Regions from separate parts of the Homo sapiens genome. Here region 2 is linked to region 1. A link is a contact called in ENCODE Hi-C or POLR2A ChIA-PET data. All regions are on one chromosome and are shown on one strand. The core of a region is the stretch at or near the end of the contact, and the rest is flanking DNA. Distances in the headings are between cores, read along the strand shown. Region 1 overlaps DNAL1 (dynein axonemal light chain 1). Region 2 holds the start of DNAL1 (dynein axonemal light chain 1).

Region 1 (5,306 bases), core at 1,980-4,479:
CAGTATATTAATAGCTAAAAATTATAAACTACTTAAATGTTCATGAACAATAGAATACATAGATAAAATATGGCATAGTCATACAATGGAATATTAAACAGCAGTAAAAATGAATGAATTAAAATTTTACACAACATGGATGAATCATACAAACATAGTGTTGAATAAAAGAAGCCAGACACAGGGTACATACTATATCATTCCTGTGGTCCTATTTGGGAGGCTGAGGCAGGAAGATTGCTTGAGTCTGGGAGTTTGAGGCTGTAATGAGCTGTGATCACACCCCTGCACTCCAGCCTGGGTAATAGAGCAAGACCTTGTCTTTAAAAAGACAAACAAAAAACAAGGAAAATAAGCTATGGTGTTAGATATTAGGATAGAATATATCTTTTGTGGGTATAGTGACTGGCAGGGGGCCTGAGGCAGTTTTGGGGGTTCTGATAATCTTTCTTAAATCTGGGTGCCGGTAACTAGTTTGTGTTCACTTTATGAACATTTATCAATCTGTACGTTATAATTTGTACACTTTGTATGTTGCGCGTCAACAAAAAGTTCACTTGTCCCACAAACAAATGCTCAGGAGTGTACAGAGAGGTCAAACTATGCTCACTGCCGTAAAGAACATGTCCCTCTTGGAAGGCATCACTGAGGAAGAGAGGTACTGGGGTTTGTTCTTCATAAAGGGTAGGATTTAGATGGGAGGAGAGTTGAGGACATTACAAAATGAAGGAACTTTAAGCTGGGCACGGTGGCATGCACCTGTAGATCCAGCTACTTGGGAGGCTGAGGCATGAAGATCCTTTGAGCCCAGGAGTTCAAGTCCAGCCTGGGCAACATAGCAAGCCCTGTCTATAAATAAATAAATAAATAAATAAATAAATAAATAAATAAATAAATAAATAAAGTCTTCAGAGAAGAGAAGAGAAAAGGGAAAGAAAAATGAAGGAACTTTGTTAACCAGTAGGCCAGAGGTAAAAGTGTGCAAGATGAGTTTGGGAGACGATGAACTGATCAGGTTAGCTGGAGTGCAGGGTAAATGGCTGAAGAGTTAAGACTGAATACTCAGCTGGGGTCAGACTGGCTTCAAATGCTAAAGCTCAGATGGGTGGCCGTTGGCCCAGTGAGAGCCAGAGATGTGCTTTGTTTCCTCTACAGTGATTTTTTTTTCAGTGTATCCCCAATGTTCAGCAATTGGGGGAGGTCATATAAAATGACAATTAGAGGAGTTCAGATTTTTGGCAGTACTGTGATTACACATTTTATTGTGGGAAATGAGGAATATTTCTTTATGCTTAACATAGAAAACTTTTTTTTTTTTTTTGAGATGGAGTCTTGCTCTGTCGCCCAGGCTGGAGTGCAATGGCATGATCTTGGTTCACTGCAACCTCCGCCTCCCGGGTTCAAGCGATTCTCCTGCCTCAGCCTTCTGAGTAGATGGGATTACAGGCATGCGCCACAACAGCCAGCCAATTTTGTATTTTTAGTAGAGATGGGGTTTCACCATGTTCGCCAGGCTGGTCTCGAACCCCTGACTTCAAGTGATCCACCCGCCTCGGCCTCCCAAAGTGGTGGGATTACAGGCGTGAGCCACCGCGCCCGGCCCATAGAAAGCTTTTAACATGTACAGAACTTACTTTATTTTTCTACTTGGTACTTGTTGGCTTTTTTTTTTTTTTTTTTTTTTTTTGAGACAGGGTCTTACTCTGCCACCCAGGCTGGAGTGCAGTGGCATAATTACAGCTCACCATAGCCTGGACATCCCAGGCTCAAGTGATCCTCCCACCTCAGCCTCCAAAGTAGTTGAAGACTACAGGCTCACACCACCATGCCTGGCTAATTTTTTTTATTTTTTGTAGAGATGGGGTCTTGCTATGTTGCCCAGGCTGGTCTCCAACTCCTAGGCTTAAGCGCTTCTCTCATCTGGCCTCCCAAAGTGCTGGAATTAGAGGCAGTGAGCCACCATGCCTGGCCATAGGCATTTTTATTTGCGATTTGGCAGTTAGGGGGCTTAATATTCACAAGTATGTATACTAAACCATTTGAGAATTCCCCTGAGAAGCTTTTCAGATAATTTGAAATTAAAGAGATTATTTTGTGAAATTATTTTTATTACGGCACACTTCATAGTATCTCAGAGCTTCTCAGGTTTTTCTTTTTTCTGAGATGGAGTTTTGCTCTTGTCACCCAGGCTGGAGTGCAATGGTATAATCTTGGCTCACTGCAACCTCTGCCTCCCGGGTTCAAGCGATTCTCCTGCCTCAGCCTCCCAAGTAACTGGGATTACAACCGCCCGCCACCATGCCCAGCTAATTTTTGTATTTTTATAGAGACGGGGTTTCACCATGTTGGCCAGGATGGTCTTGAACTCCTGACCTCAGGTGATCCACCCGCCTCAGCCTCCCAAAGTGCTGGGATTACAGGCGTGAGCCACCGTGCCCGGCCAGGAAAATATTTTCATCTAGAATTTTAGCAATTTTTTGAGAATAACCAGTAATAATTTTCTTTTTCATTTTAGGTACTCCAGTAATTAAAGGGGATGAGGAAGAAGACAACTAATGCCACGCTTTCCACTGTGTGTTAACTTATTTAAATGTCATAAGAACAATAGATAAATTTTATATAATTGTCTATTTTAAAGATTCTGTATGGGACAAAAGTTTCTTAAGATAAAACAGATCACTCATTCTCATCTTTTTTTTTCCTTTAACTTATTCAGTGTTTCTCCCCAAAACTGGTAATGCCAACCTTATATATCCTATTTCTCTTTTTAGAAACCACAAATTTTCGATTTTTGTCTTCAGTCTCAGTTACGTACTGTGTAGCCCCATCTACTAAAACAAAACCTTTGTAGACCAGTCATTTTTAATAACAAAGGAACAAATGTTTTTTTCAGTTTGTTCATTTTTTTTAGGTTAGACATTTTAAAAGATGTACATTTGAAAATTCAGAACATTTTTCCTGAAGGTCTGTCTCTGTACAATTCAGAAGCACATGCCTTTAGCTCAGAAGGCAGCATGGTGATGGGAAGAGTTCCTCTTAGAAATACAGCAGGTCCGGAACCAAGACTCCAAAGTTCCATTGGAAAAGATATGGTGAAAAAAGGAAAAAGTAGTATCTCAGAGACCTTCTAGTCTATATTATACTTATTTGTTTTTCCAAAAATGTGCACATTGTCAACTGGAATTTAGGTTGTTTTTATATGCATGGCCACTTGAGTCATTGTGTACAGTCATTCTGTGATCTCAGTTAGTGGTTAAAATGACTGTCATGATCATTTCTTTGACTGATAATGTGGCAATGTTACTCATGTGGACCTCGCCTTAAGCACACATTTTGGTTTTATAGTTCCTTATGTGTTTAAAGCATTAGTTATATTTGAATTCCTAGACTAAATGCTGGCCATTGATGTATGTCAAAATTTACCCTAATTATTTGGTCTGGTGACCCTCATTGTTGGGAAAAGTGACTACCATGGTTATAAGTAAGGGTATAATGAAACTTAGTATTTCAAAATATATTTTTTGAGAAGTTCTAAGTTAAACAGCTCTTAAAATGTATTATGTACGTGGTTGTGGAGGGAAGGGAGATGTTTCATTATGAGATCCCAGGCAAATGGCAATATGTTTGAGGATTGTCTCCTACATAAAGCAGTGTAGGTGATTTAACCTCAAAATTGCAAAGCAATAGTTAGATGCAGAGGTTAGAATTTATCATGTAAACAAAAAATCCTTCAGGAAAATGTAAGACATTGTAGTCAGTAAGCAGATGAGGTCATAGGAGGCCATGGCTGGATCACTATTAGATTGCAGAAAAGAAGTCAGGGGCCCTCTGCCAAATTGTGCCTAAAGTCCCTCAGAGACTGTTGATTCTGGTTTCCCCATCTACTTGTGTGATTTTACTTGCATAAAATCACAGTGAAAGAGGGAAGAATCATCTTTAAAAAGTGATTGCATAAGTAGTCCTGGGTTTCAGAAGATTTCAGCTATCATTTACATAGGAATTACTTGATTTTTCTAAGTTACTCTGATCAAAAGGGACCACTGCTTTGACAATCAACTCTAAATACAAACAAGAGGCCAGGCGTGGTGGCTCATGCCTGTCATCCCAGCACTTTGGGAGGCCGAGGCGGGCGGATCATCTGAGATCAGGAGTTCAAGACCAGCCTGACCAACATGGTGAAACCCCGTCTCTACTAAAAATACAAAAATTAGCCAGTCCTGGTGGTGGGCGCCTGTAGTCCCAACTACTCGGGAGGCTGAGGCAGGAGAATCATTTGAACCCGGGAGGCGGAGGTTGCAGTGAGCCGAGATTGCGCCATTGCACTCCAGCCTGGGCAATAGAGCGAGACTCCATATTTAAAAAAAAAAAAAAAAAAAAAAGAGGAAAACTTGGTCTAACACCCTTTTAGTTTTCTTTTCTCTCTTCTTTTCAATCTGATAGGAAGAAACCTTATTCTACTCTAGCTGGTTTATGCATTCAAAGCCTTTGGACATTTCTTTTATGAACCATAGGCAATGAGCCTTCATTCTCCTTGGTGATGTTTTAAGTTCCATAAACTGAGAGGGAAGATGATCTTCTTAAAGTTTGCACTTCCTTCAGTAGGCAAGCTTGAAGCCATGTTGATATGGATATGTTTTCTAAAAGTAACCCTGGAAGTGAATATAATAGGAAGTAAGTGATTTCATATTGAATTTATTTGTAAAATGGCTTAGAGTTTTGGTGTTTGTTTTTTCTGAATTCTGTAATATAGAAACTGGTTCTCTTTCTCCTTGTTTCTCAATGACTTTTAATTACAGGTAGTTCTCAGACAAATGTAAGATACTTTTCTCTGTCCATTTCATGCAAAATTCATATTCAGTATCATTCAACAAATCTTTGAATGACTTCTATGCATCCCTGTTCATGGAACCCATGCCATTAGAAAATGGCAGTTGGGATGTATGAAGAAATGTAGGATATTCTCTCAAATCATTCCCTAAATTATCCTTTACTGCTGCAAATTTAGCTGATAAAACTGCCTTTGGTTTATGCCTCTTGGATCAGATATTTGACCTATGTGGAATAGATTATCTCTGTGCTTCCGGTTTAAGACATTACGCCATTTTAGTGGATCATTTAAATTTTTTCTATTCTGTTTTTTTTTGTTTGTTTGTTTGTTTGTTTTAAACAGAGTCTCACTCCCGAGTAGCTGGGACCACAGGCACGTGCCATCATGCCTGGCCTATTTTTGTATTTTTAGTAGAGATGGGGTTTCACCATGTTGGCCAGGCTTGTCTTGAACTCCTAACTTCAGATGACCTGCCCAC
Region 2 (5,306 bases), core at 1,990-4,489, 52 kb before region 1:
TGCAGCCTTGACCTCCCGGGCTCAAGTGATTCTTCCACTTCAGCCTCCTGAGTAGCTGGTACTACAGGCTCATGCTGCCATGCCCAGCTAATTTTTCTTTTCTTTTTTTTTTTTTTTTTTTTTTTTGTTAAAGATGGGGTCTCGCTATGTTACCCTGCCTGGTCTTGAACTCCCAGCCTCAAGCCATCCTCCTGCCTTGGCCTCCCAAAGTGCTGGGATTATAGGTATGAGCCACTGCACCCAGTCAGCTAATTCTAATTTGAATTGATAAACTTCTCTATTATATAAACAACCTTAAGAATTAGTGCCTATCCTAGGGTTTAAGTTCTTTACAATTTTAAGGTATGTAACTTTTAACTATTTTGCTTAATCTCTAACTCATTTCTTAAATGTGACAATTTTTTCTTCTCTTTTGTTTGGTCCACATTTTTGCTTAAAAATTAAAGATTTCTTTGTTTTGTTTTGAGACAGGTTCTCGTTCTGTCGCCCATGCTAGAGTACAGTGGCGCAATCTTGGCTCACTGCAACCTCTGCCTCCTGGGTTCAGGCAATTCTCCTGCCTCAGCCACTCGAGTAGCTGGGAATACAGGCATGAGCCACCATGCCCAGCTAATTTTTGTGTTTTTAGTGGAGACGGGGTTTTGCCATGTTGGACAGGGTAGTCTCGAACGCCTGACCTCAAGTGATCTGCCCGCCTCGGCCTCCCAAAGTGCTGGGATTACAGGTGTGAGCCACTGTGTCAGGCCCTAAAAGTTAAAGATTTCTTAACATATTCTATTTGGTTCTGTTTTGTATCATTTAACACTATTTTACTTATACTTTTCAAAGGGTCTGCTAGATATTCTGAATTAGGGAACACTGTTTCAATACTATTTATTTATTTATTTATTTTTGAGACAGAGTTTCACTCTTGTTGCCCAGGCTGGAGTGCAATGGTGCGATCTTGGCTCACTGTAACCTCCGCCTCCAGGGTTCAAGCGATTCTCCTGCCTCAGCCTCCAGAGTAACTGGGATTACAGGTATGCGCCACCACGCCCAACTAATTTTGTATTTTTAGTAGAGACGGGGTTTCTCCATGTTGGTCAAGCTGGTCTGGAACTCCCGGCCTCAGGTGATCTGCCTGCCTCGGCTTCCCAAAGTGCTGGGATTACAGGCGTGAGCCACCACGCTCGGCCTTCAATACTATTTTTAAACTTTCTTTCAACTTATTTTATCCAGGCCTGAAATAAGAGCAAGCAGACCCACACATTCTCTGGTGAACAGGTTTTGGAATCTATTTTGTCATTTTGTAGGATATGAAAGAACAAAAGAAGGGTCCAAGTTATATAATTCTTTTATTTTCTGTGTGAATGTTTTTAACCTTTGAGAATCTGGAACTCAAAATGTTCTTTATGTGAAGTGTACCAAGATTTTGAAACCTATCCAATAGTCCCATAGACAGTTTTTTAAAAAATAAACATAGAAATTGACCCTTCCGGTTTTAAAGCTTAAAATTTAGGTATCCCCCAGACATCTCAGAAAGTATCAAAGAACTTAAACTTACCAGATCACTACATATGAATTTTGGTGTACCACCACTCAGTCCACAGCAAACATTAAACCCTCATAATATCCTTTTAGATATATGTTTATATACGTGTGTGTACTATGTATAACTTTTCCATTTTTTTGCTTTGTTTTTTGTTTTAGAGACAGGGTCTGGCTCTGTTGCCCAGGGTGGAGTGCAATGGCACAATTAGAGCTCACCTAAGCCTCAAACTCCTCAAATGATCCTCCTGCTTCAGTCTCCCCAGTAGCTGGGACTATGGGTGTTGTACCACCATGCCTCGCTAATTTTTATTTTTTACAGAGCCAGGGTCTTGTTACGTTGCCCAGGCTGGTCTTGAACTCCTGGGTTCAAGGGATCCTCTTACTTTGGCCTCCCAAATTTCTGGGATTACAGGCATGAACAAACTGCACCAGGCCACTATGTATAATTTTAAAGGAAAATCGTACCAACTATTTTGTTTGGTAACTTCTATTTTTACTTGAAATATGACTATCTTTGGATGTGAATAGATGCCTTTCAGCAAGTCAATTGTACTTTTTTAGTGTAAGTACATTATTGCATTGGATGTTCAATACTACTAACCAATTTTCTCTCTCTTTTTGTTTGTTTGTTTGTTTGTTTTGAGACGGAGTGTCACTCTTGTTGCCCAGACTGGAGTGCAATGGCGCGATCTCGGCTCACTGCAACCTCCGCCTCCCGGGTTCAAGCAATTCTCGTGCCTCAGGCTCCGGAATTGCTGGGACTACAGGCGCGTGCCACCACACCCGGCTAATTTTTGTATTTTTAGTAGAGACGGGGTTTCACCATGTTGGCCAGGCTGGGCTCAAGTGGTCAAGTGGTCCGCCCTCCTCAGCCTCCTAAAGTGCTAGGATTACAGGCGTGAGCCACCAGTCCCGGCCACCAATTCTCTTTTGTTGATAATTGAGTTGATTTTTTTTTTTCTATTAAAGCTTTGAACATACATCTCTGTGCTCAGGATAAAGTCCTGGAAGTGGAACTGCTGGATCACAAAGGGTGCAAAAGTTTTTGAACAGCCAACAGCCTTCCAGAAAGGCTGTATCAATTATAAACAGCAGCGTATTTGTGTGTCCCTACTTCACCATACCCCTAGCAACTCTATGAATTATTATTATTGTTAATAATTTTTAGCTCATTTGGTAGGTGGGGAAAAAAAGACACCCTGGTGATTAAAACCAACAATTTGTGATATTTAAAATGTGGAACCGAGCTTTCAGCTGCCTCTGGCTCCCTGGAGGATCCGGGGTAAAGAAACATAAAATGGGTGGAGTTTGGCTCTGGTATTCTCAGTGGGATGGGATGGAGAGGGAAATTACAGCAAGCCGCTTATTCTCCCCTCGTCCGGAAAAGGGTGGGAAACGCCATCGTTAGGGCAAAGGAATTAAGAACATTATTTTATGAAAAGGGTAGTTGTTAGGGGGACGTTTTAAGGTTTTTAACTTTAGGCGGACAAGTCACTACAGATCAGCTGAAATTGCTTTCGGTCCTGACTACTCCTGTGCGGGGTTAAGACCTAAGGAAGCAAAAGGGCAGCCAGCAACAGCCGGACGGGAGGACCCCGGCGGCCGCCACGCAGTCCCACAATGCCCCGCTCGCACCACCCTGAGGGCGGAGAGAAAGGACCGCTGCCGGGGATAGGGCTTCCGCCGAGAGCGCCGAGAAGTGCGCACGCGCACTGACCCCGCGGGCCCTAGCAACCAGAGCAGTGACAGTAGCAACCGCCGGAATGGTGAGTACCTTTCGGGCCGCGTAGCCAAAGCTGAGAGAAGATTGGGAGTGGAAAAGGGTGACTGTGGAGTGTTGAGGGTCTGGGGGTCCTTGAACAGCGGAAGGGAGCCGGTAGCTGACGCTAGCTCTGTGGAGTCAGGGGCCCGAGGCGAAAGAGAAGCCCTGGCCGGGGGTGGTCTGTGGTGAGGGCGGCCTGGGGTGGATCGGAGGTTGGGTTAAGGTGGAGGGACTCAGACAGGAGAAAAGGGAGGGCGAAGAGCAGGAAATTCTCTAAAAAGAGCGTATTGGAGTGGGAAGGGTGATGGGAAGGAGAGTGTAGATAAAGATATCTCTTTACATAGAAGTAATTTTAGTGACCCCCCCGTCGAGATGCAGGGAGGGGCTGGTTACCAGAGGGTTCTGTATAACACGGATTGCAGCAGTTTTCGTAACCTGTGATGTACCCAGGTTGCCTTCTGAATGACTACGAGGGCAGTTATTAGGTGACACTGTAAAGCACACTCTGATGGATATATTAGAGCAGTGATTCTCAAATTTCAGTATGCATAGGTATGGGCTTGTTGGAATGCAGATTGTGAATTTTTAATATGATTGGGGGTTTCAGGAATGTGCATTTCGACAACACACCTCAAGTGATTATAAAATTGGAGGGCATCCCACCACACTGAGAAATGCTGTTGCCTTAGGTTTGAAATCTACCAGCTGTCTATCCAATGAGAGCTCTTTATGAAGTAATGGTTTTACCTAGAGATGCTCCTCAACTCTTACTTGATGTGTTCACTCTCTTGCTTACATACTTGGTAGTTCTAACTAGTCGTTTGAAAAGGATTGCAGACCCAGCCAGAGCTATTGAGCAAAGTATGTGATGTCCTACTGGATAGAGATGTTTATGAAGAAGAAGCATAATTACTTGTCTTCTTTTTGTGATTCCAGTGCTATATAAGTGGGCAGAAATTGAGCCCAGGAGATGGAAATGATGAGGAAGTCATGCCTGCCCTCAACAAGATGAAATACCACTCTTTAAAAAGTAGTTTCCCCCCTGCTTTCCTTACTTTGTTCCCCAAGCAGTTAGCTGAAAATCACTGCCAAGGAAAGTTAAAAGTTCTGGAACCTAGGTTTATATTCAGGTGAAGAAAGGCTCAGACCTAAATATTTATGAAAGTATGAACCATGGTGATTGTTGAAAATCTTCAAATAGAGAATCAGAACCAGTACAGTTATAAGTCACTTAATGATGACAGGGATACATTCTAACAAACACATTATTGGCAGTTTTGCCTTGCAAACATCATAGAATATGCTTACAAAAACCAGATGGTGTAGGCTATTGCTCCTAGGCTACAAAGTTTTACAGCATTTTACTATACTGAATACTGTAGGCAGTTGAAACAAGGTATTTGTGTATTTAAACATAGAAAAGCGGCCAGGGTGTGGTGGCTCACACCTGTAATCCCAGAGGCCTGTAATCCCAGCACTTTGTGAGGCCGAGGCGGGCAGATCACCTGAGGTCAGGAGTTCAAGATCCACCTGGCCAACATGGTGAAACTCCGCCTCTACTAAAAATACAAAGATTAGCGGGGCATGGTGGCGAGTGGCTGTAATCCCAGCTACTCAGGAGGCTGAGGCATGAGAATCTCTTGAACCTGGGAGGTGGAGGTTGCAGTGAGCTGAGATCGCACCACTGCACTCCAGCCTGAGCAACAGAGCAAGACCCTGTCTCAAATAAACAAACAAACAAACATAGAAAAGTTACAGTATTACAATCTTATGTAACCACTGTCTTATATGTGGTTGGTTGTTAACTGAAACTTGTTATGCAGCTCATGACTGTATTTAGAACTGGCTTAGTCTGCAAACTAGCAGACCTGGGTCCCTCCAGAAATATTGACCCACATAGTATTTCAATTTAAAAAAATTTATCTTTCAGTGTCTTTTTTTCCCCCTTATGACCTGCCACTTCAGGACAATGTCTTCAAATGATGATATTTCACATTAAAACCAAGATTTCCAA

The links. A loop is a pair of places that touch in the nucleus more often than their neighbours do. ChIA-PET counts read pairs that join two places held with the same protein, here RNA polymerase II (POLR2A). Pooled maps may share reads with other maps.
Region 2: a loop to region 1 is called in a map with no recorded cell type, with 4 times the contacts of the local background. The contact joins the promoter of DNAL1 here to the enhancer-like site in region 1. A Hi-C loop is called at or near these places in 5 of 37 single-sample maps with no recorded cell type and 8 of 50 pooled maps. POLR2A ChIA-PET finds 5 or more read pairs at or near these places in 4 of 52 experiments (GM12878, H1, Panc1 and 1 more).

Annotation. Positions count from the first base shown.
Region 1 is chr14:73,693,387-73,698,692 of GRCh38, forward strand. DNAL1 (dynein axonemal light chain 1) reads left to right here. Exons shown (of 8, transcript NM_031427.4): 8 at 2,516-5,306. The coding sequence ends at 2,556. Among named protein-coding and RNA genes, the nearest start is that of PNMA1, 18 kb to the right of the region's middle. RefSeq lists an enhancer at 4,544-4,713. Within about 2 kb of position 3,230, at least 4 of the 41 ENCODE cell types and tissues checked have a DNase peak (open chromatin) inside an H3K27ac peak, as active enhancers do; they include GM12878, where a contact is called at or near this core.
Region 2 is chr14:73,641,747-73,647,052 of GRCh38, forward strand. It overlaps DNAL1 (dynein axonemal light chain 1), which reads left to right and starts at 3,240. Exons shown (of 8, transcript NM_031427.4): 1 at 3,240-3,296. The coding sequence starts at 3,294.